Regions from separate parts of the Mus musculus genome. Here region 2 is linked to region 1. The links are chromatin loops, found by intact Hi-C in ENCODE. Cell type or tissue: left cerebral cortex. All regions are shown on one strand. Each heading gives the region's core, and the rest is flanking DNA. Links, peaks and the distances in the headings are about the cores only.

What was found. Peaks named below come from ENCODE experiments on the same cell type or tissue, not always from the same donor. Only the 100,000 strongest peaks of a DNase experiment are listed, where the experiment ranks them.
Region 2: a loop joins it to region 1, with 2.4 times the contacts of the local background. A loop is called at or near these places in 5 of 42 quality-filtered maps.

Annotation. Positions count from the first base shown.
Region 1 is chr1:155,926,747-155,942,949 of GRCm38, forward strand. It overlaps Cep350 (centrosomal protein 350), which reads right to left. Exons shown (of 38, transcript NM_001039184.1): 8 at 13,971-14,084; 9 at 9,069-9,215; 10 at 6,043-6,704; 11 at 4,762-4,883; 12 at 1,367-2,427. Among named protein-coding and RNA genes, the nearest start is that of Cep350, 38 kb to the right of the region's middle. In left cerebral cortex, for the core only: no CTCF peak of the experiment used is centred there; no DNase peak of the experiment used is centred there.
Region 2 is chr1:156,002,465-156,018,667 of GRCm38, forward strand. It overlaps Tor1aip1 (torsin A interacting protein 1), which reads right to left. Exons shown (of 10, transcript NM_001160018.1): 7 at 15,754-15,795; 8 at 15,047-15,115; 9 at 10,854-10,910; 10 at 2,135-5,245. The coding sequence ends at 4,461. It overlaps Gm51653 (a long non-coding RNA gene), which reads left to right and starts at 16,108. Exons shown (of 3, transcript XR_003948071.1): 1 at 16,108-16,203. In left cerebral cortex, for the core only: no CTCF peak of the experiment used is centred there; a DNase peak (open chromatin) is centred at 9,084.

The DNA of each region.
Region 1 (16,203 bases), core at 5,876-10,875:
GCTGGCCTCAAACTCTGAAATCCTCCTGCCTCTGCCTCCCAAGTGCTGAGATTAAAGGCGTGCGCCACTATGTTTGGCTGTCTTCACTTCTTTAGGAAAAATATGAAAATAAATAATGTATCCATTACTAGCTTCAACAACAACCAATTAAAAACCAAGCTACTTTCAGTGAAACAACCTATTCCTCTCTTCTTCTGTGGTCCTACAGAGTATTTTGAAGCAAATACATATATTTCATCTCCAAATATTTCAATATAGGTATAAAATTTTAATGAAGATCTAATACAAGAATTTAATAGTGAAACCAATTTTCTTATTAAATTGGTCAAGACGGAGTGATGGATCAGCAGTTAAGACCTGTGGCCCTCATCCAGAGGAATGCCCTACAGGGCACTCACAATCTCTCTAACTCCAGGCCAAGAGGACTCAACACCCTCTTCTGGCCTCTGCTAGCACCAGGCACACATAAGACAAATAAATGTACAGGCAAACCACCCATACGCAGAAATAAGATAATAGTAAAATAATAAAATAGTGATTTAAGCACTTTGCTTTCAACAGAAGAAACTGAAAGAGCATTAAAATCAAAAGCAGCCTAAAATGACAACTGTCCCTGTTTGCTTTCTGTTGCTGTGATAAATATCATAGCCAAAGACAGCTTGGAGAGGAAAACACTTCTTTTTCTTACACTTCCAGGTCCCAATCCACAACTGAGAGTAATGAGGGACCAGCTCAAGAAGGAGCAGAGGCGAGACCCACAGAGGAAGCCTCTTCCTGCTGGCCCCGCTGCTCAGGCTCAAGTTCAGCTGGGTTTAACTTTGTTTAATACAGCCTAGGCCTACCTACATAGGGGTGGTACCTCCTACAGTAGGCTTTCATGTCAACCAGTAAAACAAGACGATGCCCCACAGACACGCCCACAGGCCAGGGTGGACTAGGTAAATCCTCAAGAGGGGTCCCCTCATCTCAAAGGACTCTAGTTTATGTCAACCACTGATATAAATAAAGTAACTAAACAAAAGAGAGCAATAACACACAATTATCACAATATCTTTAAGTGCATACATGTAAATTTTAAGAAAATGAAATGTAATACCAAATTGAATGTAATAACAGATGAAACCAACTCATTTGTCAAATAATTTGCTCCATTTATAGAGTGAAAATCTACAACCTAGGAATTCTAAAGTTATATTATTATACGTTTGGTAGAATTCACCTCTAATAAAGAGAAACAGCGCTAAACCTGGCGGGATAAACTTCATCCTAGAAAAGGAAAGCTGGGTGGATTTAAAAAAGAAAAAAACCAACAATAAAAAGAAAATTATGAAATAATTATCTAAATATAGTATAGGCTTTTTCTCACCTTTTCCATATAACTGATATGACTTAGTAAAAATATTAATGACGCTGTGTGGACTTCCCTTTGCCAGTTCTTCCCATGGTCCTTTGCTTTGTGTACCACCTATGTGCCCAAAAAGTGGCAAGAATTTCTCAGCTTCTTTCTGAAACTCTTTGATGGGTTCATAAGAGTTTCTCTCCCCAGCACAGAATTCTTTTTCCTTTAAAATTTCCGCTACCTTCAAAAGGGGCCGTGCATCCCGGCGTTCTTCTTCCTCAGAGAGACTCCCTTCACTAAGAAGAGGCCCTTCACTGACTGAGTCTATGCTGGAACAAAGAGACCTTTTGGCTCTTTCTTGAGAACAGGCTTGTATGTCAGAGCTGGAAGAATCTGTCTGCCTCCTGCACAACTGTGCCAGCAGCCCTCCTGGCTTAGGACTAGGGGATTTCATTCGTAAGCTTGATATGGCACTCTGGGGTCTGATCATCTCAGGAAGTTTTTTATATTCACTAAGGCTGCCTACACCAGGAAGCTCATCGTCAAAAGCTGCATGAGACACACAGGTTCCCAGCATCTTCTGAATCCGGGCAGAGAAAGCATCTTCAATGTCCTCTTTCACAGGTGGACTGATAGCTTTAGTCCAAGGTCCATTCTCTTGAGGTGCTAGCTTCACATCACACTCGGTGTTCCACACTGACCCATAGTTAATGCTGGCCCCAGCTAGTTTCTTAGCCTCACTCTCAATCCTACTGGACAGAGAGGCCGCTGTTGCTTTCAGGGCTTCAATACGATCCAGTTTAGTCTTATATTGGCTGGTACTAGGTTTCAACAAGGCATCTGGATGAGGAGCTTGTGAGGTCAGATATGGTTGAGGTGTGAAAGTTAACGGTCCTGAAGCCGTATTATGACTCTTCTTGGCTGGTAAAACAGATTCATAGTCCTTGTGCAAAATTCCTACATGCTCAAGATGCAGGAGATGGGAGAGTAAATTCTCAGTCGTTCCAGCGAGGGGCTGGGCTTGAGAACTGTGAACTCGAGGGCTCAGTCTGTCAGGCTGCATCCATGTAGGCTCCATCAAGTCTCTTCTGATAACAGAAAGCACGGTGTTAGCTAATACAGTAATCCACATACTATTTTTCTTTTGTTGCAGTGTTAGTAATTGATTCCAGAGCTTTGCCCCTGCCAGACAAGCATTCTCTCATAGACCCATCTCCCCAGTCCAAACCATCACTTAAAGGGAGTAAAGGAGTTCTCGGATTATACGAATAATATACACACATTGTCAAAAAAAGCAAAAGGGTTGAGAGTGAGAGATTACTCAGAGAAAAACAATAAAAAAGCCATTGTTATTTTTGGTAGTTTGTTTACAATTATACCTTTGCTAACATTTATCTATGTGTAAGTTGTGGTTTTGTGGTGATATTTGCACAAAAATGGTATTTCACCATTTGTACTGTTTTGCAAACTTTCTTCAAATAAGAGGCCTTATTTTTTCAATTGGCCATTTAAAACTCTCCAGATAAGTTTCCTTAGAACAATACCTCTATTCAATCCTTTAAAAATAATATTACTTAAAAGAGAAACACTTAAGATAATATAGTAATCTGAATGAAAATAGGCCCCATAGTCTCCTAGGGAGTTGTGCTATTAGGAGGTGTGGCCTTGTCAGAGGAAGTGTGTCACTGTGGTTAAGCTTGAGGTCTCAGATGCTAAAGGCAGGCCCACTGTCACTCTCTCTTGCTGCTGCCTGCCAATCTAGATGTAGACCTCTCAGTTCCCTCTCCAGCACCATGTCTGTCTGTGTGCCGCCATGCTTTACACCATGATGATGATGGACTGAACCTCTGACCCTGTGAGCCAGCTCCAGTTAAATGCTGTCCTTCATGAGGGTGGCCATGAGTCTCTGCACAGCAACAGGAATCCTAAGATAGACTGCTAAATATTGGAGGCCACTAAATGGCTCCACAGGAAAAGGCATCTGACGTTCAAGCCTGGAAAACTCAAATAAAGATGGAAGGAACTGAATACACAACATGTGTGTTCTGTTACATGTGTTCCACACACACAATACATAGTACTTCATTAAAATGTACAGATTTGCTTCACTTTGTTGCTGTTGGTTTTTTGTTTGATTGGGTTTTTATTTGTTTTGGTTGATTGGTTTTTCTGAACTTGTTCTATAGACCAGGCTGGTCTTGAACTCAAAGATGCACTATCTCCTGAGTGCTGGGATTAAAGGAGTGTGTCACCACCTCCTGGCTAAAATGTAGAGGTTTGAACTAAAAAAAGAAAAAAAAAATCTAAAATTTTAAAAAGGGAAAAAGGGAAGAAAAGAAAAGAAGTGGAGGAACCAATGCAAAGTAATAACAAAGCTGTGCTTGGTTTGTTCTCTAACACTCAGAATCAGAGAGCAGGGCAAAACAGCAGGATCCCAGCACAGCGGGCTAGCGATGATTACATGGACAGTAGTATTTAGACAAAAGTATTCATAAGAAAATGAGCATAATAAAGATTTAAAATTATAAATAAAAATATGATTTATATTTAAAATATATTTAGGACCACATTAAATAAATCGAACATTTCTCTTATTAGCAGTAAGTGCATAAACTGGTTGAAAGTACTGGCTTTTAAAGTCACTCACCTACGTTCAAACCCACTTCCAAAAGTAATGTGTTGACTTTGAGAAAGTTTAATTAAAGTCTAGACTTCCGTTATCTCCGCTGTGGAACCATAATAATAAGAGCACTTAGGTCGATTGATGTGCCTCTGTGGTAAATCACTTGCCTAAAAGGCACAAGGCACTGGGCTTCATGCTAGTGCTACAAAGCAAATCAAACCAAAGGAACGCCCAAGCAATGTGTTTTTCTAGACTTTACTTTCTTCTGACCTCTGTGGGTACAAGGCACATACATGGTGTATGTACATACAGCAGGCAAAACATTCATAAACATAAAATAAATAAATGTAGAAAACAACATAAATGTTATCAGTGTTATTGTCCTTTGGGGTGAAAAAGAACCATGTGTATTAACTTCACATTGGAAAGAGATTTGACTTATATGTGTACACTCTCAAAGAGTTTCAAGTCCTTTTTCTTCTCCCAATGGTTATCATTACAAAGTGTAATTTAGAACTGTCTATATCTTTCACTGTGACTTACCCATCCAAAAACTTTATGTTAGGCTCAGAGGGAGCAAGAGTGCGGTAGAAAGTTAGGTTAGGGCTGCGACTCCACCTGCATAAGGAATTGACCCTGAGTCTGGATTAAAGGACAGGAAAAACCAACGTGGGGCACAGCGAATACACCTGGACGCCATGTTCAGGTATTAGTTGAAGATATTCACCAAATGTAAAATGTCTTCTCATTAAAAGAAAGAACCTTGGTCATCTTTCATTCTCTCTTTTTATTTTTTTACCTTGCAAGAGGTTGTGGAGGCTCTGACAGGGACAGGTCACTACTGGAAGACGCACTTGGGGGACGCTCCTGTATTTTGTTTTCTTTATCAGATTCTCCAGATGGCTGATACCCAGGTCTGGCCTAAGAGAAAAGAGTGTCAAATTTATCTGATTCTGGTCACAACAATGCTGTCAAGTAGCACATAAGAAACTTATCAAGTCCCTTTAACTTAAAAAGGTCAAAAAAGAAAGGCATTTTCTCCCTCAAATAAAATCACTTTATATTTAGTTTGCCTTTAAAATAACCATTACATGAGTGTTTACTTATATCAGGTGTGGGTTTGATCCTGGCATGACAGAAAACCAAATAAAAACAACCACTGCAATTAACAGCAAAATCTTATCTAAAATCTAACAAGGACATTGCAATCGTTGGTAATAGATGCTAACAGAATTTAGAATCATCTGGGACATGGTCCTCTAGGCATCTTGACTGTGTTAAATGAGGTGGGAAGACCTGTCCACTGTGGGTGGCACCATTCCCTGGGTAGAATCCTGGACAACTTAAATCAAGAAAAGTCAGCTTAGCATGTGTCCATGAGTGTTTGCTTTCTGGTTATGAAGGTGATGTGGCCAGCTGCTTCAAGCTCCTGCCACCCTGATTTCCCTCTATGATAAACTATTCCCTTAAAGTAAAAGCCAGAAAAAGACTTTCTCTCTTACATTGCTTTTGTCAGTGTATTTTATCACAGGAACAGACAAAAAATAAACAGACATTAATATTAGCAACATGATTAAGATAAAAAGTATCCTTTATAAACCTCAGGTTTTTCCATCTTATAAGTAAAAAGAATATAAATAACCTTTCTGAGGCTGGACTTACTGATGTTTAAACCTGTAAGTAAAGCTTTTAAAGCAGTTGTAATACCTGAGACACACTCAATTATCAGTGTTAAAAACTTTAGCACAAGAGTATGGCCTCACTTCAATACTAAACCCAAAATTAAATACTTCATTAACGTAATTTGGTGGTGCACCAGTACAATGAAAACAAAGCAGAAATACAGCAGGACAGAAGAGGTCAGTGGTGACCAATATTGTAAGCTCTTCAGCTTTAACTTTCTTACGTCTCCTCGTTTCTCTTTGCATGCAATACATTTTATGAAGGTCTTGGTTGTTGTTTGTAACGATCTGAGCATGCCTAAGTGATAGGTAGGATCATTTCTGAACCGTTCTGGACAGGAAGCAAGCTTTTCCTCACCATAAACTACCCCACTTTGTGTTCCCATAACTACTAGTACCTGTATGTCCTGTGTAACATGCTGACGGGCTGGTTCTTCAAGCAAAGTCTTTTCTAGTAGCAATTTGGAGTAAGTTTCCTGAAGCCGTCTAGAGACCAATGGGTCAGAAGGAGGCACAGTTTTTGCTTTAGAGAAGGCTTCCCTCTGTCTCCGGTAGAGCTCCTGTAATCGTTTGTTCTTCTGCTCCGTAGCCTCCTTCTGAGCCTTCTTCTCTTCGTGTTGCCTCCTCCTCCTCTCCTCCTGCTGTCTAACAATGTACTGTCGTACCTCATCTGTGTCATAGTGGCGCTTCTTGGAAATCACAGGCGGATCCTCGTTCGCTGTTATTTTGTCTGGCTTTCTTTTCACGGGGCTGTGACTCCGAGGTACTTGTTCAGGGGCCGATGACTTCTGATTCTGTCCCTCTCCAGCCTCTTGCCTCACAGCTTGAGCTGAAGAATCTAGCTGTAAGTCATCAAGAATCCCACGAATTTCAACTGGCAAAAAATCCTTGTTTAAGGCAGCGCTTTCCTCCTGCTTATTGTCTGGAAGGGACAGAGCTGATTTCACTATATTAGTTTCAGACCAAGCTCTACTACTTCTTGAACGTGCTGAGCTTCGTGGAAGCTGTTTATGTGAAACATCCAATTTGGGGTCCGATTCTGCTCTTCCAATATGGCCCCCTGCAACACACAGACTGTCAGTTATATTAAAACTCCAGATTCATTCCTAAGATTTACTGCACGAATATGAAAATTAAGGAATTTTTCTTTATTTTAAACATGAATTCAAATATCCTATAACAGTCCAAAGAATGTTGTAAAGGAAAATTCCCTTTTATATCAGGAAGAGCTTCATATGAACTATACGCTTTTAGTATTTCTGCAAAAAACCCAAATATTATAACTGATAGGAATATGAGTAATGTTACCATTTATTTTACACATGCATACTTTTCCCGCTTCAAAATTTTTTCTTCAAAAAAATAAACGTAATCACAACACTCGGGAGACAAAGACAGGAGGATTAGAAGTTCATAAATTTCCTTGGCTACACAGTAAGTTTGAGCCAGCGTGGGCTCTGTAAAACTGCCCTCAAGCTACCACAAAATCTAACTGGGAAATCTCCTTAGAAATCTTTAGGGAAGGAATAATTTTAAGTGCTTTGAAAAAGATCAAACTTGGTTCTGGGGAGAAGGCTCAGTGGCTAAGAGAAACATCTGCTCTTCCAGAAGACTGGAGTTTGAGTCTCAGCACACACATGGCAGCTCCCAACTGTCTATAACTACAGTTTCAGGTGATCTGACATTCATTTCTGAGGTAAGGCACACATGGGGTGTACAGACACATAGGCAGGCCAAACACTCATAAAAGTAAAAGAATGAAGTTTTTAAAAAGAAAAATCAAGCTGTACCAAACACAACAATAAAGGCACTGGAAATACTGAATGTTTTTCTCTAAAACGTCCATGCACTACTGACTCATTCTGCACTTGAAGGGCACCACATTTAGACGAGTTTACCAGAGAACTTCTGAAAGTTTAGATTCCTACTGATATAAAAAGATTAAAACCGACCTCCTACATATCACATCTTACTAATATCTGAACTAACCAGGACCCCCAGAGCTGTGTCTCTAGTTGCATATGTAGCAGAGGATGGCCTAGTTGGCCATCAATGGCCTTGGTCTTGTGAAGATCATATGCTCCAGTACAGGGGAATGCCAGGGCCAGGAAGTGGGAGTGGGTGGGTTGGGGAGCAGGGCAGGGGGAGGGTATAGGGGGCTTTGGGATAGCATTTGAAATGTAAATGAAGAAAATATCCAATTAAAAAAAGAAAAAAAGAAAAAAAGAAAAAAAAAGACTATTTGGTATTTTACCCATTTTTAAGAAAAAAAGAAAAATCCTCAGTGAGAAGCATAAGAAATACATAATGCTTCCTTAGATTAGGATAAATATATTCTTTCAAGTAGGCAGGACTTGTGGCCTATGGTCTGGTGTCCTAGATATTAAAGAACCACCTACTTCCTAGAAAACACTACCTGCTGGCTAAGAGCTGAGCCTCCACGGCTCTTTAATGAATGTCAGAACACAATCAACACATTATGTATGCAAACAACCATTTTATCATCTACTATTTGCTGACAAGGCTTAATTTTAGACTGAGACTAGGCATGAGTTTACTTGCAAGATGAAGAAAAAGAAATACAACGTTCATATTGACTGCAATATATTAGATCACAGTTGATTACATTTCTTGCTTAATGGACTCCTGGAACTAAATTAACTAGGGGAAAATTTCACTGCTGAAAAAGAAAACTGGCTGTGGAGATTTTATATTTCATTTCTCAAAGTTAGTGATTATGGAAAACATAACTAGTTATTTTTTTCCTTTTCGTGTGTGTGTGTGTGTGTGTGTGTGTGTGTGTGTGTGTGTGTGTGTGTATGTGTGTGTGTGTGTTGTATATCTTGTATGTGTGGGCATATATGTATGTGGAGATGCCTACATTGGGAGGGAGGTATGTGAATGTGAAAGCCATGGGGGTGATGTCAGAAATGATGTCTCTTCTGCCTCATTCACTGAGGTGGGGTCTCTCAGTCACAGAGACCCACACTCAGAGCTCACTTACACAGCTAGTCCTGCTAGGCAGCTTCCTCAAGGAAGTCCCATCGAGGTAGGAATTACAGGTAGGCACTGGGGGTCTGAACTCTGGTCCTCATGCTTACATTACTTTATCCACTGAAACCCTCCTGAAATACCCTCACACCTATTTTACATAGCATCAATGTACTTAAATAAGAAAGAAAGAATTTGAAGGTCAAATTTAAGAGAGTCCTGGATCGTAAAACAAATTTAGCTATGACTGACTACACCTCTGAGGAAAATAACTTTTCTCTAGACCTATCCAAGTTCAATAGAACATTTCTGCTATTTTGAGCTACAGTAAGAATTTGAAAGAATCTTAAGTATTCTCCAGCACATTTGCACCATCTAAGTATGTAAACAGGCAACCTTGGTTTTTGAAGCAATTTTAATTATACCCTCTCACCAAATTTAGCCACTCTTTCTCTTCCACTTCTGTCATTCGATGTGGGTCTTCGCTCTTTTTGCTCCATCTTGGGTGCAGGTCCCAGAATCTTCTTTACTAATTTTTGTCCATCTCGCCAAGAAGATGTACTTATCAAACGACTGCTACCTAAAATATATATTGCACTGAATTTAAAACCTTAATTTTATCTCTAAGAAGTATATTTACTCAGTAATATAAATTCTATAATTAATTTTACATTTATCTTCTGCTAAGCTGAAAAGGTCTGTCATTAAAAGTATATTTTTAGGAGCCAGAAAGATCAATGGTTCAGCACTCAAGAGCACTGGCTGCTCTTCCAGAGGACCTGGGTTTGATTTCCAGCGCCCTCATGGAGGCTTACAACCATCTTCAACTCTAGTCCCACGAGGTCCAATACCCTCTTTGTCCTCTGTGAACACTAATGTGCACTAATGTGTACTCAGGCACACATGTAGACATAATACCTATACACATAAATAAAATTTAAAATTTTTATTTTTAACTAACTAAGCCATCAAATTTGGTTAACAGTTTGTTCAAATCTTTTTTTTTTTTAATTCCATTCATTTTTGGGGGTGGGGAGAGTGTGCCACAGCACACGTGGGCGGTCAGAGAACAACGTGGGACAGCCAGCCCAGTTCTCTCCTACCACAATGATTCTTGAAATTTCAAGTTACTAGTTAAGGCTTGTTTGCTAAACAAATATAGGGATAAAATCTTAATCTCAGTACTCAGGAAGCAGAGGCAGGAGAGCCTCTGTGAGTTCAAACTTGGTCTACATAGCAAGTTCCCAGTTAATGAGAGCTAAAAAAGTAAGACCCTTCCTCAATAAACAAATAACTTAAAAAATTTTTAAATGATAAAAATTATATATGTACAAGAATTTTTAGGTATACAATGACTAAAATTATACTAATATGACTTTAAAATTACTGTATAGACACAATAAATAAATATAAAAATTTTCAAATACTATTCGGAAATACTCAAACTAATACTAATACTTTTTGTTCGTGTCAAAATGAATAGTTTTGTTTTCCCATATTTTTCAAGGTTTCTAGCATACTCTCTTAATTTTATATGAAAGACATTCTATTAAGAGTTCCTTTTAATCCGGGCAGTGGTAGCACATGCCTTTAATCCCAGAACTTGGGAGGCAGAGGCAGGTGGATTTCTGAGTTCAAGGCCAGCCTGGTCTACAGAGTGAGTTCCAGGACAGCCAAGCCTACACAGAGAAACCCTGTCTCAAAAAACAAAACAAAAGTTCCTATTAAAGAAGCTAAAATTTAATAGACTAAATAGAAAATGGGTCTAATAAATATGCTAATTGCAACTATATTATAAATGTGTTCTGCCAAAGTGTATGTATGCATGTATGTACACATGCATACATATTGCGTGTGTGTGCGTGTGTGTGTGCACAAGTGTGTTTTCTGTGTTTTTCAGGTTTTCTTGGCATATGCCAGGCCAGTTGGTCCAGGAGCTACCAAGTCCTGTGCCCACCAGGCACCCCATAGGAGCACTGGGACTGCAGGTACTGATGCTCCAAGTCCTGTGCCCACCTGGTACCCCATAGGAGCACTGGGACTGCAGGGACTGATGCTGTATGTGTGGCTTCTATGCGGGGTCTAGGAATTCAAATTCAGGTCCCACCCTTGCACAGCAAGTGCTTTTACCCTCTGAGTCAGCCCCTGTTTACTTTAGAAATGTCTTTGCACTTTGTTATTAGCCATAAACAATGGGTCTAATGTACTAGAAGGCTCTAAGCTTATTGCTCAATATATAATAAACTTTGTTGTCATAAATGGCAGAACAAAGGTCCTTATACGTAACCTTAATTCTCAGACTCAAATCTAAACCAACATGAAGTGGTGGGTAGTCATTTGTAAATGTTGGTTTTTGAAGGAGGGGCTAGAGAGATGGCTCAGCACTTAGAGAGCACTGGCTGCTCTTCCAGCAGACCCAAGGCTTGATCCCCTGCACTCAGAGCAGCTCCCAACTGTCTGTAACTCCAATTTAAAGGCATCTGATGCCCTCTTCTGGTTTCTGAGAGCACCAGACATTGCATGTGATATATACACATAAATGTAGGCAAAATATCCAGATACATAAAATTAAAAACTAAATAAAAAAACCTGAATGGCCTTCTGAAATAGCCGCATAAAATAATTTGAAGAAGATGATCTCACTAGAACATTACTAGTATAGTCCCAGCACCGTTACTGCTACTTAGTCCAGGTTAATGGCAAAGCACACAAAGCTGAAGCAGACGATCTGACTGGGTAGACACAGCCTTTGTCCTTCACTCTAAAGGAGGCCTCTCATAGGATTATACAACATCATTCTTTCTTTTTATTTACTCTTCTCTAAATGTAATAGAATAAATTGTATTTCTGGTTTTTGCGGGGAGCGATAGGGGCTAGTTTTTTTTTTGTTTGTTTGTTTTGTTTTTTTATTCTTCTTGAGTTTCATGTGTTTAGCAAATTATATCTTATATCTAGGGTATCCTAGGTTTGGGGCTAATATCCACTTATCAGTGAGTACATATTGTGTGAGTTTCTTTGTGAATGTGTTACCTCACTCAGGATGATGCCCTCCAGGTCCATCCATTTGGCTAGGAATTTCATAAATTCATTCTTTTTAATAGCTGAGTAGTACTCCATTGTGTAGATGTACCACATTTTCTGTATCCATTCCTCTGTTGAGGGGCATCTAGGTTCTTTCCAGCTTCTGGCTATTATAAATAAGGCTGCTATGAACATAGTGGAGCATGTGTCCTTCTTACCAGTTGGGGCATCTTCTGGATATATGCCCAGGAGAGGTATTGCTGGATCCTCCGGTAGTACTATGTCCAGTTTTCTGAGGAACCGCCAGACTGATTTCCAGAGTGGTTGTACAAGCCTGCACTCCCACCAACAATGGAAGAGTGTTCCTCTTTCTCCACATCCACGCCAGCATCTGCTGTCACCTGAATTTTTGATCTTAGCCATTCTGACTGGTGTGAGGTGGAATCTCAGGGTTGTTTTGATTTGCATTTCGATAGGGGCTAGTTTTGAGACAATGTTTTACCATGTAGTCTCAGCTGTCCTGGAACTTGCTCTGTAGACCAGGCTGGTCTTAAACTGAGAGATCCACTTGCCTCTATCATTGAGTACTGAGATTAAAGGTGTGTGCCACCACCAACTATATAAAATACTTTTTTATACTTAATTTAATTACCATTAAGATAACTATAGTCTTGCAAAAACAAGTTTTACTTGTACAGAACTAGTATCACTCTATTACTGCATCTGAAATTAATCACAAAATGTCTATCATTCTAGTGACATGCACCAGAAGGACAAGGGCGTGGCTAGAACACAGCAGCTCATCATTCTTGATGTTTCCCAGAGACCATGTGGTCTCTTACCATACTGTCACATTGTTTCTTTTCTTTTCTTTTTTAAGATTTATTTATTTTATGTATGTGAGTACACTGTCACTCTCTTCAGACACACCAGAAGAGGGCATCAGATTCCATTATAGATGGTTGTGAGTTATCATGTGGTTGCTGGGAATTGAACTTAGGACCTCTGGAAGAGCGGTCAGTGCTCTTAACCACTGAGCCATCTCTCCAGTCCCTGTCACACTGTTTCTAACTGTACCTCTCAGGAACTTTTTGTCTTGCTAACCACTGTACTGACACACATATAGCCACTGCTGACAAACATCTGGATAATGAGCAAATGTATCGATTCAGAGTCTCCTGAAACTCAAGGTGACAAGCTCTCAAACTGTCTCTAGTCTTTCATGGCCAAAAGCTATTTGCTGAATATGACCCTTGAGGATAGCTAGGAATTGGAACTCATGTCATGTATGAAGTACTATCCTGAAGCATTTTTCTAGTATTCATGCTTTTAGCTCTCACAACAATCCTGTGAGACAAACACTCTGATTTGTCTTTTTACATAATGAAACTGAATCATACTAAATTGACACATTGTCAAAGAAATAGTTAGCTACAATAGAAAGTCAAGCAATATGGATCAAGGTTGACATGTTAGTCACTATGGAAGCAGAAATCTCGTTTTCCTAGTTTGATCTATTCTGTGTTTAGCTTAACCATTACTGGCAAGAAGACTGACATTCTGATGTTTCTTAAAGGCAATCATGACCTTACAGAAAATTATTACTCATAGAAAAAAATCACTATTTTAATTTGGTGTGTTCCGATTAAAAATACTAGAAAAAAACTTTTTGAGGTGGCACATTAACTAACTTGAACATACAATGAATCTGATATTAATCTTTATTATAAACTAGATATGATTTATAATCACCATGGAAACACACCTCTGACATTATGCTCTGAGGGTGTTTGCAGAATGGTGTAGCAGAGGAAGAGAAACGTATCCTAAATGTGGATGTCACTATCCTAGGAGGTGAGGGTCGCAGACTGAGTGAGAAGGAGAAAGTGAGGTTAGCTGCAGCTTGCTTCTCTCTGTCTCCTGGCTGAGGATAAAATATGGCCATCCACCCCTGCTCCTGCCACTGCCTTTCAGACCACTGTTACCTGTAACCCAAAACTGTGAGCCACAAAAGCCTTGCTTCCTTTAGCAGTCTTTGTCAGGAAAGTTTTCACAAGAATACTAATACAATGAACAATGTGTTATAGATGTATACACATAAGAAACATTTCAAATTATATTTTATAAATATGGACAGTTAATGCTGTCAACTATACCTTAACAAAATACATGTATATAGTAATAATGACATGTATAATAGACTGAATTTTCATACATTCCTAAGAATGAGAACATCTGGTAACATATTTATATGCATACAGATTCCACTTCTATAAAATCCAACTTTAAACTGAACAAAATACTGAAAACCAACCTGTTTTGCATTCTGGATTTGATAACTGTGTCACTTTTTGGATTTTTCGTACTGGTTTAACCACTTTCTTCTCTTTACTTTTTTCAACAGGCTTCTCTTTTACAGAGGTATCATCTGAAATGCATAAATATGGACAGCCACCATTAGACTCCCATTTAGCACCTACATTCCTCATGAAGAAACAGGGGTACATCAGTACCCTATTTCTGCAGCTTCGGTTACCCAAGGTCAACTGCAATCTGAAAACATTAGGTGGAAATTTCCAGACATAAACCATTCATGTTATAAATTGTGCATCATGCTGGGTCATGCCTGTCTACAGTGTCCACACCCATAGGCTTCCCACTTATAAGACACCAATAGCCACCTCTTCCACTAGATTCTCTCTTTGGTGATATCATTGAATAAACTCTTTTAAAGGTTCCAGAGCTCAAGAAAAGTGATGCCAGCAGTGAATACCAGAAAGAAGCTGTGCAGTGCACCTGTGAAGTCCATCAAAGTCACACTTGTCAACTTAATGGGAAACCGCATGCTGGGTGTGGTGAGGTGGACAGCCAGCTCATCTTCTCCACCTAGTTTCTAAATTAAGCACTATCACAAGTATGTGTAAGAAGCACAAAATACAAGCAGGATTCCACACACTTCAGTTTCAAGCATCCTTTGGTGGCCTTAGAACTATGAGAGAAAAACTTTCACTCAAGTTATTTCTATGACCCACAAACTATCAATGTCAAGTCCTCCTACAGAAAGGGCTAAAGGTTACCACCACTCCACTGTTAGCTACCAATTCTTTGCTGTTGTTTCAAGGAAACGTGTGAGAAATGCACCTCATTTTTAGGAATGGGAAGAAGCTTTGGCAGCCATGCGTTCAAACCACTGCATGGCTGCATTTCAGATGAGCGTTTTCTTAGATTACCATTTTATTTAAACACTTCAACATAAAAACTTTACAAAATGTAAATATACTAACCATAGACATCCAAAACCTTAATCTAAATGACAGGTATGAATAATGAAATTTAAAATGCACATGAAGGTCTGTGGCATAAGCAGAGTAGAGGAAGTCTGAGTAACAGGCTCTAAGGCAGGAGCGAGCAGTATCTAAGAGTCAGCAAGGACTCTGCTGAGGATGCAGTGAACAAAGAGGAGAACAGTTGGAATCTGGGCTGAGATATAAACGCGATCCAGCTGAGGGGAAGGGTGCTCCGGGCTTTCCTGTCTTACTCAGCAGTAAAATGGGGAGTTTGTAGAACACCAGAGCAAAGGAGTAAGAGAACTTAAACAAGACTCTAACAAGCTTACCCTGGCAGCTGTACTGAGAACAGACTCCCTCAGAGTTAGCAGGGAGGAGACCAGTGAAGAGAAGACTGGAGAATTGAAGCCACAGACCAATGGTGCCCTGATTTATGGAATAGTGACAAAAGTGGTAAAGGTACCACCTTCGGCAACAGCAGATAGAACTGGTACTAGATAGATATAACTTAGACAGCAGAATAGAAAATATGAAAGAAAACAGGTTCAAAGATGACTTAGGTTGTGGGTCGTCCAGACTGACAATGGAGAGCAAGGTTAAGGGATGCGCCACCAGATGAGTAATCTTCATTTCAGACAGTAAGCCTAAGCTATCTATAAAGCATGCATGGGAGATATACAGTGAGCAGGTTGATAAGAGTTTGAATTCAGGGAGGAAATCTCAACTAGAATATTTGCATAAGAACTATTTTAGGTGCTAAGAATACATACGTTTTCCTAGTAGGTCTTTTTGGATAAATAAGCAAGAAGAGAGGAAAGATGACAGGGGAGAGAGGAGAGAAGAAAAGAATAAGAGCAGACAGATTTAAGAGAAAAAAACAATGCTTCTAGAAAGTCAAGTGATGAGTGTCAAGGAAGGGCTGGCACTAGTTCTAACAATATCAACTGTTGCTGGGGAATCAGCAGGACAAATGTAGATGAGGTACTGCAGACGCAAAGTGAGTGTCACTGATGATCCTGACACTAGAAAAACCCCAGACAAACAAACAAACAAACACATGTAAGGGGAGGATACAAACCAGAGACCATTAGCATAAGGAAACACTTTGCAGTTTTGCTCTGAACAGAAGGGGACCACTGGAGAGAGAGCCCAAAGAGGTATTCTAGCATGATGCCTGCTATGACAAATGTGCCTAACAGTGTGTTTGTGGGTGTGACCAGACAGAGGAAAAGCTTGACACAGAGTGTGAGAGCAAGATGG
Region 2 (16,203 bases), core at 6,563-11,562, 76 kb after region 1:
AGAGGCAATTGAAAGAAGGGAAGCAAATTTTAAAAAAAACTGTAAAGCTGATATTGGACTGTAAAATTCTTGGGCGAGGATTACTACTGCCGATCAAAGTCACGTGCTCAGTTTCTGGAGCCTGCAGTTCCCTCTTCCACGCTGCTGACTTAACCTCTCCCTTGAAAGGATTGGAGGTGTGAACAGAGTAGAGCTTAGGCCCTGACAAACCCGCTCGCTTGTGCTTTTCCTTTTGCAGTACAGGAGGAGTGAACCAAGAGGCTCACAGGTGCGAGGCAAGTGTCCTCCCACTGAACCACACTCCCACCCTGGTTCTCAGGAGATACTGACTCTGCTTAGCCGAGGCTGACCTCAAATGCCCAGGGAGCCACTCTCCTTTCACTTACTCAGTTCCTGAATAGGTGCTGAGGGCAGAACCCAGGGCCATGTGCACGCCAGGCAAGTGTGTTATGTTCTTGACCTAACAGGTAACCAGGGCTGTTGAGATGGCTCAGCAGGTATAGGCGGTTGCCACCAAGCCTGAACTGAGTTAGATCCCCGAAGCCCACATGGTAAGAGAAAAAACCTCCAACTTATACTCAGATCTACTATTTCATGAGTACTGAGGCATGTGTATGTTCACATAAAATAAATAAAATAAATATATAATAAAAATACATTTAAAATGTAAAAAAAAAAACCCTTTTTAAGTTTCACATCACGCACCCTAATCCCACTCCTCCATATTTGCCTTCTGCGCTTACAACCTCACCTCTAAAACAAAACAAAAAACAAAACAAAACAAAAAACAAAACAAAACAAAACATCTCACTGAAGCTGCAGTGTGTCCCACAGTGCACTCCTTTGCCCAAACAGCTCTACTTGCAAAGGTTCCTGGCAATGAGTCATTGGTCAGGTTCAGGCCCTCTGGCTTTTGGTATTTTTTCCTACACTTTCAGCACTGGATTTTGACTAGATCTCCTCTTTGATATCCTATTGTTGCCCTGTGTCATGGAGATCCTGCAGCTTTCAATCTGCAGGACTGGCCCTTTCACAATGCTCCAACAGCTCATAGATGGGTAGATGCTGGGGTGGGCCAACTCAAAGCCTTGGATCTGAGCCTTGGTAATAGCTGAGTTGGACAGCCCACCAGGTCTCTGTGCCCATACCAGGGTCAGCTTTTCTACTTTGGCCAAGCAAGGGGCAAAGGCCAGATCTGCCTGCAGCAGCTGGTAGTGAGCCAGACCAGCTCTCCAGAACTGCCTTGTGTAAGGGTTAGGGGTGGAGCCAGCTCACCCAAGTGCCGCGGCTGTCAAGGGCCAGCTCTCCAGCGCTGTGCTCCCCAGAGTCCTGTAGCCAGCAAGGGGCAGGAGAGAGGGGCCATCCCGCCTGAGCCCATGCCAGCAGAGGGGTGGGGGTCTGCTCTCCCACAATCATGTCCACACCCCCCCCAACATAGTCAGCTTTACCGTGCAGCCCAGAGGAGGTGCGGGCCTTGCTCAAGTGCTGCCGCCAGAGAGGGTCGGGTGGAGACATCCTTGAGTACACGTTCTCTGGTACAGTGAAAACTGGATTATGGGTGTACGAGCCGAAAGACCTATTCTGTATAAAGCACAATACACACACACACACACACACACACACACACACACTCACTCAAACACAATGTGGCATTAAAAATGAGAGGGAGTGAATAGAAAAAGGAAATCCAGATAGGTTCTTTCAGAGGCAATTAAACACGAACTCTGCTTCAGGAACTCATGAGAAATCAAGATACTAATGCAACTCTACTTGGATGATAATTCAAAATACATGGAGTAAAAAAAAAAAAGTAAAAAAGAAATCATGGTTACTCTGTCTCTAAGCAATATATTTTTTTGGCCTGAGCTTCTCTTAGCCAAGGTCATTAAATTTTCCAAAGAAAGAGTTGGATTAAGTAAAACAGGTTTGTAGAGCCGGGCGTGGTGGCGCACGCTTTTAATCCCAGCAGGAGGCAGAGGCAGGTGGATTTCTGAGTTTGAGGCCAGCCTGGTCTACAAAGTGAGTTCCAGGACAGCCAGGGCTACACAGAGAAACCCTATCTCGAAAAACCAGAAAAAACAAAAACAAAAACAAAAACAAAAAACAAAAAACCAGGCTTGTAAATCATTAAGTTTATAACATACAGAATACAAACCCAAAAAGTAAATTTATTTAAATTACTAAAATAGCTTTTAAAAGCTTTTTACACATTAACTGCTACAATTGTTTTTTTTCTGAAAGATAAAAGAAATTTATTTAAGTCAGTGGAATATAAGACATTTCTATTTCCTTATGATATGTATGTAAAAAATAAAGACTTTCAAAAACTTTTTTATAATTCTTTACAAAATGAGAATCTTATCAGTCTGACCTGACCGAAACAGATAGTAATACAAATCTTACCACCCACCATGAGACTCCCAGTGGGTAAAGAACAGTTGACTAGGACTCTAAAGTAGTATTCTCATTTAGATGTCTATGGAGAAGAACTCAAGGTGCATCTAGAATTGTTAAGAGTAGAAAACAAAACAGCAGCGGACAGATGAGAATACCTAGTTATAAATGCAAAAAACTCTAAAATACTCGAGCAATAGAGACCTAGGTCCGCTGTTCTTCACGTGTGGTAAGGTTCACTCTTTTGGCTTGAGGTACTCACTCGACAAAATGATCATGTGCATAGTATATCTCTATTTGTTATGGACCACCACTCCCAGACTTCCAGTACTCATGTACAGAGAAAATGAAGTTCTCTTCAACAGCCCAGCAGAGAACTGTTTACCAATTTTGAAGCTATCTCTGTGTTGTGTATTGGGGGGGTGGGTATTGGCTGTGGAGATGGGGGGGAGGGAGGTAGTAGGTGTGGAGACAGGGGTAGGGGTCAGAGGGGTGGGAAGGGGGGTAGTGGGGGTGGTTGTGTATTGGGGGGCAGGGAGGGGGATAGTGGGTGTAGAGGCAGTACTTCATCCTACAGCCCAGGCAAGCTGGCTTGAAACTCACTATACAGCTAACAATGGCTTCTTCTTCAACTTCCCAAGTGCTGGCATTGTAGACATGAGTTACCTGACTTCAAAATGTGTTTCTACTGCTAGGGGATGGTCACCAGGAGAACACGTGACCAGCTGGTGTGGGATCTCAGGTTCAATTCCTAGTATCGGCAAAAAGTAAAAAAATTAAATAATAATAGTAATAATAATAATAATTTAAAAAATCCCAAACCATCAAGTTGAGGATGTACCAGAAACTATATTTTCTTTAGGACAAAAACTGTCAGGTATTATCAAAGAGAATGCTTTGAATCTGCCTACCTTTCAAATTGATAAGAGCTAAGTAAGGAAATACACTGCATAATATACAAGCTTAAAAAATCTTGGGAGGACCATGGCACTCTTTTTTTACTGGGGAGTGGGGTTGAATTAGGGTCTTGATATATATATACTCCAGGCTGGCTTTCAATTCAAGATACTCCAACCGCAATGTGATGAGTGAGTGCCGAGATGACAGGCGTGTGGAATGCTGGGTACTGAATCCAGGGTATTGCACAGGCTGGGCTAATGCTCCGCCACTGAGCTTTAGCCTCACACAAGAACACAAACAGAAAGGGCAAACTGTAACAGTTAGAGGCCGCCGCCTAGGCGTGCCTGCGTGACTACCCCTCACAGGCTTCTTGTCACGTTTATGTTTCTTTTTTTAAAAAGTAAAGTTTCGAGTTTTAAATTTTTTTTTTAAAGACAGTGTCTTACGTAACCCAGGGTGGCAGAAAACCCAACTAACTAGATGAGGCTGGCCTTGAACTTCTGTTCCTCCTGACTCTCCTGAGACAATACTGAGACAGATCACAGGCGTGGTTTACCATGCCCAGCTTGCAACTATCTTTTTTCCCTTCTTCCTTTTCCTTCTCTATTGAACAATTTCTCTTCTCTTTCTACCTCCAAATCCCTCCTCCCCTCTCTAAAAACCAGTGAGGGAGGGGCTGGCTAAACCGCACATCCAGTTCTGTTTTTATAGGCAGCAGCTAAGGATCACACATTTAAATGGTATGAGAGAAAAAATATGGGGAATCCACAGCTACAATTAGGGAGCTGTCAGCCATTAATAAGGTCACAAACACAAGTAAATCCAAAGTTAACTATAGAGCTGATTCTTTGAAAGAGGAACCTAGCCCTTCTCACTGGCCACACCACAGCAAGAATGATTCGGCCAGAATCAAGGCAGACACTCGGGAATTGCATATACTGTACACTATGCTAAATACCTTGAACATGGTTCAGAGTGGAAATAGAGAAACAATTCTCTCAAATCACAGATAATTAGGCTGGTTAATGATTTAGTTATTCCACTTTTATGTATGAACTTTACTTCCTTTAAAAAGAAACCAGTTTTCAAAAACTGTTCCAAATTCCATCTCTGGTTACAAGGTCTCAAAACCGCTCAAACCCGAGATGGCTTTCCGCTTCTCTCCCTCATAAGCAGCTGCCTGCTTTCAGAGTGTTCTCAGGCTGCACAGGCAGCACGAGGTGGGAGATGCGGCTCCAGAGCCCATTCAGCTTGTCTGGGTCCATGTGGTTGTAGGAGCTGGCAGTGCTAGAGCTGGTGAACTTGACTTTAAGGAAATCCCTCACTTTCTCTTCAATTTCCTTTAGGCCTAAACTGGCTTCCAGCGTCTTCTCCTCCAACAGTACAGTCAGGACGAGGGCTACATCTTTGAAGGCTGCATTTTCATGGTCACAGTATTTATAGAAGATCAAGGTTGAGCCAGCAGGCAGGGATTCGAAGCGGTGTACCACAGCTGCATTCTGGCCATTTTTAAATCCATCAGTCAGCTCCTGATCGACTTCATGCTTAACGAGGTCACTGTCCTGAGCAGCTTTACCTGCCCCGTCAATCCGGATGGCACGGACACTACGGAAGGAGGAGTAGGCGTCGGCAATTTGTTCACTCAGACACTTGAGCACTTCTGCAGCATCTTGAGCTGCAGTGAGCAACAGGATGGCAGGCTGGGGCCGAGGGAGGGAGCTATTCAGATGTTTTTCTAGGAAGGTGGTGCCTCTCTTCCACAGCTTCTCGTTTTGACTCTGGTACTTAGACTGGAGTTGCTTCATCTGGTTCTGGAATTCTTGAACGGCAGTGGTTTCCACTGCAGGGGTATGAAAGAACCAAAATAGTCCCACTGCAAGGATGGCAACAAGTCCCAGCAGCCACCACTTTATCTTGACAGAAGGTTCATTTGGGTGATGGATAGCCGATTCTGCTCAGAAAAAAAAAAAGTCATACATGTCACATTTTCTTAGATTCAAGGGGGAGTGATTTCTTTTTGTGTGTATATGTATGTATGTGTGGATACAGAGGCTGAGTGTAATGGAACCTCCTAGAGTTATAGTCCCAGGTGACGACTGTGAGCCCCTGACAGGTGCTGGGATAAACTGGGTCCCCTGCATGAGAAGTGCATGTTCTTAACTGCTGAGCTGGATCTGCAGTCCCATGCATGCCTTTGCCCAGAACTCAGCATGGAGAACAGGTTAGTGTCAAACTCACTGCCTCTGCCTCTTGAGTGCTGGCATTAAAGGTGTGTCTGACTATGTCTGACTAAGAGGGAGAACTTTAAAAAGGGGGAACTGGTAATGTGTTTTTTTTTTTTCCTTAAGAAATATAAGCCGGGCGTGGTGGCACACGCCTTTAATCCCAGCACTCAGGAGGCAGAGGCAGGTGGATTTCTGAGTTCGAGGCCAGCCTGGTCTACAAAGTGAGTTCCAGGACAGCTAGGGCTATACAGAGAAACCCTGTCTCGGAAAAAAAAAAAATAAATAAATAAATATACTGTTCAATAAAAGCTCAAATGCCTAAGTTATGGATATATATCACAAATCTAAAAAAATACAATGGTTTCTAAAGAAAATTAATTTAAATACCAAATTGCATACACATAACTTCAGAAGTAAAACTTTATAAAACAAGACTTAGGAGCATTTTCTAATAGGTAGGAAGTAAATAATGGCTGCTTTATAAAGCACTGCTCAATCCAGAAGCCCAGCAGTTAACATGGCCACCTACCCAGGATAGAGTATTTCTCAAGTACATAAACAAGGTTCAGTATGCTTTCCATATGCTACGGCAGCATGTGTACTAGTCCACGTGAATTCACCGTACTGATAGCTTCCTTTGTGGCATGCAGGCCGACAGTGTACAACTCTGGCACTGAACCTGTCCATATTACTGGAGATAATTACGTTATTTCGTTTACAGAATGCTTTTCCACTTCTACAGCAATTTTGTAGATCACTTCACTTACCAATAAATCCACTTCCGAACCTTTTCCTTATTACTTTAGTAAATAGAAGTACTAGGAATCTTTTGGAGCAGCAGATCTCAGGGTACAGCCTGAAGCTATCTGAAACACTACTTGGTAGGTATGATCCCTAAAGTTGACAGTAAGACATTTTTGTTTTTTGCACGGGTGATACTTGTCCTGGTGGTGAATCAGCTAACATGGGAAATCTTCAGGTGATGAGGCAGGGCTCACTGGGGACTGACTTAGCTGTCTTAGCACAGTCATTGTAGTTTTCTCTGATACCATTAGAGGTTAAAAATGAATGGCAGATGCCAGGTGTTATTAATCCCAGCACTCAGGAGGCAAGTTAAGTTTCTGTGAGTTCCAGACCAGCCAGAGCTACGCAGACAAACACTGTTTCAAACCAAAACTAAAACCAAAACCAAAACCAACCAAACCAACAATTAGGAGAAGGGCTGGTGAGATGGCTCAGCAGGCAAAGGTGCCACTGAAACCTGTCCTTTGACCTACACCCACACACCCACATACACACTACATAAGTGTACTGAAATTTAAAGGGAGAGAGAAAGAACCTGTTTCATTAAGACTACCCTTCATGAAGTAGCTAAATGATTTTTTTTTTAATTAGGTGTTTTCCTCATTTACATTTCCCAATGCTATCCCAAAAGTCCTCCATACCCACCCCCCCACTCCTCAACCCACCCACTCCACCTTTTTGGCCCTTGCGTTCCCCTGTACTGGGGCATATAAAGTTTGCAAGTCCAATGAGCCTCTTTTTCCAGTGATGGCCAACTAAGGCCATCTTTTGATACATATGCAGCTAGAGACAAGAGCTCCGGGGTACTGCTTAGTTCATATTGTTGTTCCACCTATAGCTAAATGAATTTTGTTCCACCTTAGTCCTTGGGCTGGGGCATGGTGTAACTTGGTATAAATGTCTATCTAGTATGTGTGAGGCCCTAACACATTATCTAGCACCAAAAAACCAAACCAAAACAAAAAAAAAAAACTCCCCAAACTAAAAACAATAAAAACCAAACCCACCAAACCTCAAGACCTTTAATCCTGAGTACATATTTTCTCAATGTTGTCTGCTGTACAGCATAGACAACAGTCGTCCAAAGGAAAAGGAATTTTACAACTAAGCTGCTACTTGAATCAGCACTTTTGAAAATGAATCATTTTTACTTGAAAAGTAATTAATAATCTATGATTAGTCATATTCCTGCATTTCGCAGCTTTTTTCTTGAACAATGAACAAAGTACACCCGGTACTTTCAGGCAATATTTGTTGCCAGTGAAACATTCAAACTTTCAAGTGAAAATTAGAGTTCTGGAAATACTGCTCCTACCATTACAAAATTGATAGCTACCAATACTTGACTTTAAAAAGTGTGTGTGTGTACAATCTGTGACAGTTAGTTCTTTCCTCTACCATGTGGGTCTAGATGACTGTACTTGGTTTTATGTGTCAACTTGACACAGGCTGGGGTTATCACAGAGAAAGGAGCTTCATTTGGGGAAGTGCCTCCATGAGATCCAGCTATGGGGTATTTTCTCAATTAGTGATCAAGGGGGCAAGGCCCCTTGTGGGTGGCAGTCTTGGGTTCTATAAAAGAGCAGGCTGAGCAAGCCAGGTGGAGGAAACCAGTAAATAACAGCCCTCCATGGCCTCTACATCAGCTCCTGCTTCCTGACCTGCTTGAGTTCCAGTCCTGACTTCCTTGGTGATGAACAGCAATGTGGAAGTGTAAGCTGAATAAACCCTTTCCTCCCCAACTTGCTTCTTGGTCATGATGTTTGTGCAGGAATAGAAACCCTGACTAAGACAATGACTGAACTCAGATTCAGACCTGTGTACAAGAGCCTTTACCAGCTGAGCCATCTCACCAGACCCTTATTTTTTAACTCAGTTAATAATATTTTGTGAGTCAGGGCACTGAACTCATGCCAGGCCTCCCACTGCTCCTCACTACACAACTATCATCCCTAGGACTGGGATTACAGGCATGCATCACCACTCCTAGCAATATTTAGCTCTTGAAAGATCTTGAGTTTGATAGTGACATTAACAAATGCAATCTTTATAACTGTACATAGTGTGTCAACATTCAGAAAATGCACATACCATTTGCTTTGTTTTCATGAGAGGAGGTCTCACTATGTAACCTTGACTAGTCTGAAATTCACTATGTAGACCAGGCTGATTCAAACTCCTGGGTGATCCTCATGTCTTTTCCTCCTGAGTGCTGGGATTACCCCTGGGAGACCCCTGGCTGCATATACTGCTTCAAAGATGAAGTCTCACTCTGTAGTCAGGTATGACTCCCCTACTTCAGATTCCCACCATGCCCAGTGAAAATCTGATACCTTAGTGAATCAGTATTTTCTAATGACTAATGCATGACACTTTATTCAAATTCTAAGAATTTAAGCAAGATGCCTTTACCAGCATGCCTGTAACCTCAGCACTTGGAAGGTAAAGCCAATAGCATCAAGAGTTTAAGGCCAGCTTCAGCTATGTAGTGAATTCAAGGCCAACACAGACTACATAAAAGCTTGCCTCAAACACACACACACACACACACACACACACACACACACACCCCTCCCTCCCACACCCCTCCCCCCAAAAAACAGCAAAAAGGAACTACCAACTAAAACAATTCCAGAAAATGACAATGAATTTTAAGAGCAAAAATCTCACTAACAGTCCCTGGTTTCCTGTTTCAGGCTGCATTTAAGGACCTGCCACTTTTCCTGCTGTTCCATGGCCTCTGCCCGCCCACTTCCGCCTCCTTCATCCTTCCTGAGCACTCAGTCTTACCCCTCTCGGTTTTCCTTCTGGTATTTTATTCTTTACCCACATTTACATTTATTTATATGTACATATGCTTAAACATATTATAATTTATACATATACACTGATACATTGCAGGCTAGAGTCTGCATATAAGAGAACATACAGTTTCTGTCTGTGTTTGAGCCACCTTCCTTAATGCTATACTTTCCAGACACACCCACTTCCTTGAAAATTCCATAATTACAGCTTCTTTACATCTGAATAAAAGTGTGTGTGTGTGTGTGTGTGTGTGTGTAGCACATTTTCATTACCCATTCACCTGCTGATGGACACACAGGCTGGTTCTACATCCTTGCTGTTGTGAATAGAACAGCAGTGAACATGGATGGACACACAAGGGTCTCTGTGGCAGGACATGGAACTCTTTGGCTGTATACCCAGGGGGTATAACTGGGTCTATGGCAGCTCTGTAACTTCTGGAAACCTTTATCCTCCCATCAGGAGTGAATAAGGATTCTTCCTCTACCTACAACCTCATTAGTATTTACTGTCAGTTATGCAATGTTAAAGTTGCAAGGAAAGTCCACAATTCCATAAAAAGGTTTTTAAAATTCTTCATATCTGAATAATATTTTTAGGTATCTAAAAACAGAAGTGGGTATGAGAGTCCAAGTAAAGTTTATTAAACTAGAGATTAATGTCTAGGTAAATATGAGTAGGTTTAGTCCTCTTTTTAAAACTACTATGTGATCCTGCAACTCCACTGCTGGGTATGCATCCAAAGGGATGAATTCAGTATGTGGAGACATCTGCATCTCAGGTTCACTACAGCAATGATGCAGAAGAGCCAAGCAGTGGAGACAACTCAAATGTCCATCAACTGATGAGTAGATAGGGGCAATCATCCATAAAAAAGAATCCTGTCGCTGGGCAGTGGCGGCGCACACCTTTAATCCCAGCACTTGGGAGGCAGAGGCAGGCGAATTTCTGAGTTCAAGGCCAGCCTGGTCTACAGAGTGAGTTCCAGGACAGCCAGGGCTATACAGAGAAACCCTGTCTCGAAAAAAAAAAATCCTGTCATTTACAAATTAATTCAAACTCTTTGTAGGTATTTTTATCAATGTAGAGAGACACAAAAATTTCAGAATCACTAATAATTGCTTAGTACTTATTATTCAAGGTAACATGCTTTGGGAATAAGAAAATTCTTCAAGGCTGTATACAAGGTAAGTGTTCCAGTTTAGTTCCAATACACCTCTGTGACTTCAAAACCTGCAGCATTTGTTTCAATCACACTTATGCTCCCTTCCTGCTAATCTGACCTACTTCAGTGTAATGATAAGGGTGGCTTCCTCACTAACAGACTATTAGTGCCATGTGTGTGCACAGGCCATGGTGGGTGTACGCATGCGCGTGGAGGTCAGAGTGTAACGTTGCCAAGTCGCTTCTCTCCTCCACCTTTATATGGTTCCAGAGTCTGAACTTTGGTGCTGAGGCTCAGACAGTAAGATTTTACTCACCGAACAATCTCTCCAGCCCTACTTATCAACATTTATTCTTGGTACTATGAACAATAAAGTCAAGAGGAAACTAGATGTTTCATATGGTTTGCCTCCACAGAATTTCCCTGCTGATATAGTATATACTTTTTCCAAAGAAGTGCTTATATGATGCTTCAAATAGCATCAAGTCATACTGCTGTCAAAAAAATGTTATAAATCCAAGCCATCAAGTTTGGCCCACATAATGATTAGACAGACTTACGTGGCCTGGAGGTTGATGGAGACTGGTTTCCAAAGTTGGATTTCTGAATGTTGTTATCTAAAATAAAAAGTAATTTCAGAAGACCATCAATTTTATGTTTTATTTGCCCATGTATTCTCATTACAGGAAAGAAAATGCAGGGGTCAAGCAGAGGTGGTAGGTGAAACAGAGTCTCCAAACGCCTGCTACACTGATGCCCCTCAAAGTTCATCACAGCAACAGTATCCGAGTTACTACAGAGGGAACCCTTACACACTCAGTGTAGAGAGAGAAAGCCTCGCAGCTTACGTGTTAGGAACAAAGGTAAGAAAAACATGTACACCCTAATAAGCCTGAAATCACCTGGAAAATGACTATTTACAAAACTGCTACCTGTGAAGATAATGTAAGAAAGAGGAAAATGTAGGTTATGAATTACTAAATTACATGGAATAAGGAATTTCCATATAAAACGCAATCTTAAATCATTATTTTCTATCTTAGAATGACTGAAATAGTTCCTCTAGGATTCTGGCCATTACATTCTTAATTACTATTTTTAAGATCTTATAAAACAAAACAAAACAAAACAAAACATAACAAAACAAAACAAAACTGTATCAAGAGACAGAGAGGCCCAACAACTTCACTGGCATGGCCTCCATTTGTGATCACACCCATCTACCACCTGCCCGCAGTAACTTTGGTATAGACAACTTCTGAACAGATAGATGACCTTCCTTGTGCTTGAGAAGCACTGGACTAGATCACAGGAATAAATACTGCTAAGATACAGAAATTGCCTTGAGTCATATGACCAGAAAACAGAAACAAAACTGAAACACTCAACAAGCAAGCAAGACAAAGTGACATCGTGCTAACTCTAAGAGCCGATTCTTTGGGTTACCAATTCTGCTCATGAAACTTTATTAGAAACATTTAAATTATGCCGTAGGTTACAAATGCACTATTAAAAACCAAATACTAAAAAGGCCCCAATATATCAGATGCTCATCTTAAAGACCTTATTACATAATTACAAAGATAAATGGGAAATGGCAGTTCTGTGATGTTCTACTCTTTACGATGGATATGACTAATAAGTATTAAATATGTGTTATACACACTATGTATGTAATCCATAGATCATAAACATACTTTGAAGCCTGCTATGTATAAACTGCTGAGGTATTCTCTCTTCCTTACTAAATCACTAAAAGCAGTAAGAGAAACATGAAAATCTATAGGGATTTTCAAGTCCAAAGTTATAGCAGCAGTTACTCCATAAAGTCAAGAGTGCAGGGCCGTGAATCTGCCAGTTATTGATTTTTACATGATATAAGTAAGCATTAACAATTATGTGGCCAGGCGGTGGTGGCGCACACCTTTAATTCCAACACTCGGGAGGCAGAGGCAGGTGGATTTCTGAGTTCAAGGACAGCCTGGTCTACAAAGTGAGTTCCAGGACAGCCAGTGCTACACAGAGAAACCCTGTCTCAAACAAAACAAAACAAAACAAAACAAAACAAAACAAAACAAAACAAAACAAAACATGAGAGAGAAGAGCTCAGGCTTGATGGTGTACAACTAAGATCAAGCACTCAGAGGTGGCACAAAAATAAGGAGAAGTCTAGAGCTGGCTATGTGAGATCCTGTCCAAAAACCAAAGCAGTAGCAACCAGAAGCTAAACAAAACACCCGTGACAAAAGTTTAAACAATTATCTTGAACTGAAGAGTAACTATGTAAAGGCTGTTACAAAATCACTATTGGTGTCTTTCACTGTTACAAATATTTTCATCCTTGTCATTGTTCTATACTAAACAAAACTTTGTTAATAGACTAATAATCTTTCTTTCCTTGGTCTAGATATGTAGCCCAAGGTGTCTTCAAACCTCCTGTTTAGGCAGCCCAATTATAGGTGTGCACTACTATACTCAACTTGATGAATGCATATTTCTTGCATGCCATTTTTCTACAACACTCTCAAAGTTCAGTACAATACCTAGGTACGGTAGTTACAAGTACTTAACTCAAAATTCTAAAACTTAACAACAAATTTGGTGTCAAAAAACAAAAAACAAAAACAAAAACAAAAAACCCCCAAAAACAATGCTAAGCCAGTCATGGTGACTTAATTTCAGGCCAGCCAGAGTTATACGGTTGAGACCCTCTCTCAGGAATAACAGCAGTAGCAGTTTCCTTTCGCAATGAGCAACATCTTAGAGAAAATAAAAAGGGTTTTGAGAGATATCACTAAGGTAAAGATAGCAGAGACTGCTCTTCCAGAGGACAAGAGTCCAAATCTCCCATCAGGGAGTTCATAGCTCTAGCTCCACAGGATCTGTCACCCTCCTCTAACCTCTGAAGGTACTATACTTGTGTGCAAATACAGCACACACACTTCAGTCTCGAGCTGAAGTGACAGCTCAGCAGTTAAGGGTACTTGGTACTTTTTACAGAGGACCTGAGTTCAGTTCCTGAGATCTACTGTCTCTAGCTCCAGCTCTGAGAGAACCAAAGCCCTCTTCCAGCTCATGGATAAGCATGCACATGCACACACACACACGCGCATACACACACAAATAAATTTAATCTAAAAAAAGTTTAAAAATCTTCTCTGGTATCAATGTATATAAATTTTTTTCTTTGCTATTTCCTGGAATACAGTATTATAAACTAAGAAATACCCCAAGAAGCTCTGAATTTTCCATGGTATAGAGACTACCATTACTGCATTTTCTACTTTCAATGCTACCTCTTAGATTTTAATTTTCAATCAGGAGGCAGGTGGAGCTCTCTGAGTTAAGGTCAGTTTGGTCTACATAGTGAATTCTAGGACAGTCATGTCTACACAGAGAGATGCTGTCTCTCAAATTTAAAAGAAAAAAAAGATTTTTCATTAATTCTAATAATCTGAATAATTAGTATTTGGCTTCCTAAGTATAAGAGGCAATGAAAAACAAATTTTAAGAGGAAATGCTTTTCTTTTCTTTTTTTTTGTTTTGTTTTTTCTTTTGGTTTTTCGAGACAGGGTTTCTCTGTGTAGCCCTGGCTGTCCTCCAACTCAGAAATTCACCTCCCGAGTGCTGGGATTAAAGGCGTGTGCCACCATCCCCGGCAGGAAATGCTTTTCTACTATCAAGTAGTACACACAACACTGAAAAATAATAGCCAAAAGTAAGGCAGGAGGAAAGGGTGTTTTCATTTTATGCGGCTAAATAGCTCGTTTAAGAGTGGAATACAGACTCTGATGAGGAAAAGTCAACTGTAATCATTAGAGATTACCGCAATCTCTAAGTGTGTCAGTCCTTCCATGAGCAACAGATAAATGTGAGGGTTTTATACAGTCTGGTGTGATGGTACCCACCATTCTAAAACCCCAACTCTTGAGCAGCTGAGGCTAAAGGATGGCATTCTAGACAATGTGGGCCGTAGAGTGAAACACTGTTCTCAGACCCAAAACCAAATTCTGTGGTGTGGGAGGGTGAAGAGCAAAGCACCATGCAGGGCAGAAAACAATGGACAGTTCACACAGCCAATACAGATATAATCAATAACTGACCTGACTTGATTTCCTGCGTGTTTTTTGTTCATCTTGTGACTGAACCCAGTGTTTTATGCATGCTGGCCAAATGCCCCACCACTTAGTTACATCTTCAGCACTAATATGGATGTATTTCTACAGACATAATGACAGACTGAGCTCAAAGTATGGTCATTTTGTCACATCAATTTACAGATTTATTAAAAAAGATTTATTTATTTTATGTATATGAGTGCATTCTTATTGTCTTCAGACATACCAGAAGAGGGCATCAGCCCAACAGATATTTCTTCCATTCAGTGACATTTGTGCTACCCTAAACATAATCATGAAAATACTATTTGTGAATTTTCAGCCTTTATGACATGAAATATGGGGCAAAGAAGGCTGCAGTAGAGTGCTTATCTATATGAAGTCCACGAGAACACACACACACACACACACACACACACACACACACCTGAAATTATTAGCTGCTAGCTCGTGAGGTGTGAGGCCTGGGAACGGCCCCCACTGGTTTTCGCATGCCACTTCCTACACTGCACTGGCTGCATTGGCTGCACTCTCATCTGGGAACAGAGCTGACGGTTGGTACTGACCGGAAGAGCTCAGTATTTGTTATGTTAGATAGTCACAAAGTTCAGCAGCAAAGAGAGGGGTCTACTTACACGCCATTCTACTCCTCATTCGTACAGCTCGGTCAACCCACTCCTGAGGGTTTTCCTGACATCCTGAGGCTGAAGCAAAAACACAAACACACATCATTTCGTATACTAAATTTATAACATAGTTCAACATATACAATAAATATAACAGGGAGGGGAATGCAGGGAGGAACACATCAAAGGTAAAAGCCTCTGAAGAAAAAGATAACGTCCTGGGGTCAGACTAGTGACGACAAAAGCCTTCCCTCAGACAGAAATAATTGCCCACCAGATAAAACTATGATGTATATCTTTACTCTGATCTAACACTGAGTTCAAAACTATTCCACTGGTTTCTAGTTACATTTAAGAAGAAAAGTTGGGCAATTACCCTCCAAGTAAATTATTGAGGCTAAAACAGCCCTGAATAGAATGCCAAATCAGAGTAATTATTACATACAGGACCATTGTGTGTTGGACTTAAAAAGCTGAGGTGAAATGATTTAAAATCAAATTACAACTTTATTTATTTATTTGGTCTCTTGAGTTGGGGTTTCTCTGTGTAGCCCTGGCTGTCCTAGACCTCACTCTGTAGACCAGGCTGGTCTGGAACTCAGAAACCCTCCTGTCTTTGCTGGAATTAAAGGTGTGTGTTATCAAGTTTGGCCACGTTGGGACTTTTTATTGACTGAACAAGGCAGGAAGAGGGCTGACTGAAACAGAGAACTTACTCAGCAGTAATGGCTGATTCTCATGAGCTGGGAAGTCCTGATCTAGAACAGAGAAAAGGAGTAAAGTCAGAGAACAATGGGGACAGAGACAGAAGGAGCTAACACAGCCATTTCACCTATCTACCAGACAAAGAAACTGATCCAACCCTCTGACCAGTCAAACACACAATCAATATGTATTTTTTCCCTTTTGTGTGCATGTGTATGTTGAGTGCTGGTGCCTGCAGAAGCAGAAGGTGTTGGATCTTCTGAATTGGAGTCACGGGTGGTTCTGAGATGTCCACTGCGGTGTTAGGAACTGAACTCCCGTCCTCTGCAAGCACATTTAACCAGAGTCATCTTCCCATCTTTTTTTTTTTTTTTTTTTTTTTTTTTTTTTTTTTGCTTTTTGAGACAGGGTTTCTCTGTGTAGCCCTGGCTGTCCTGGAACTCACTTTGTAGACCAGGCTG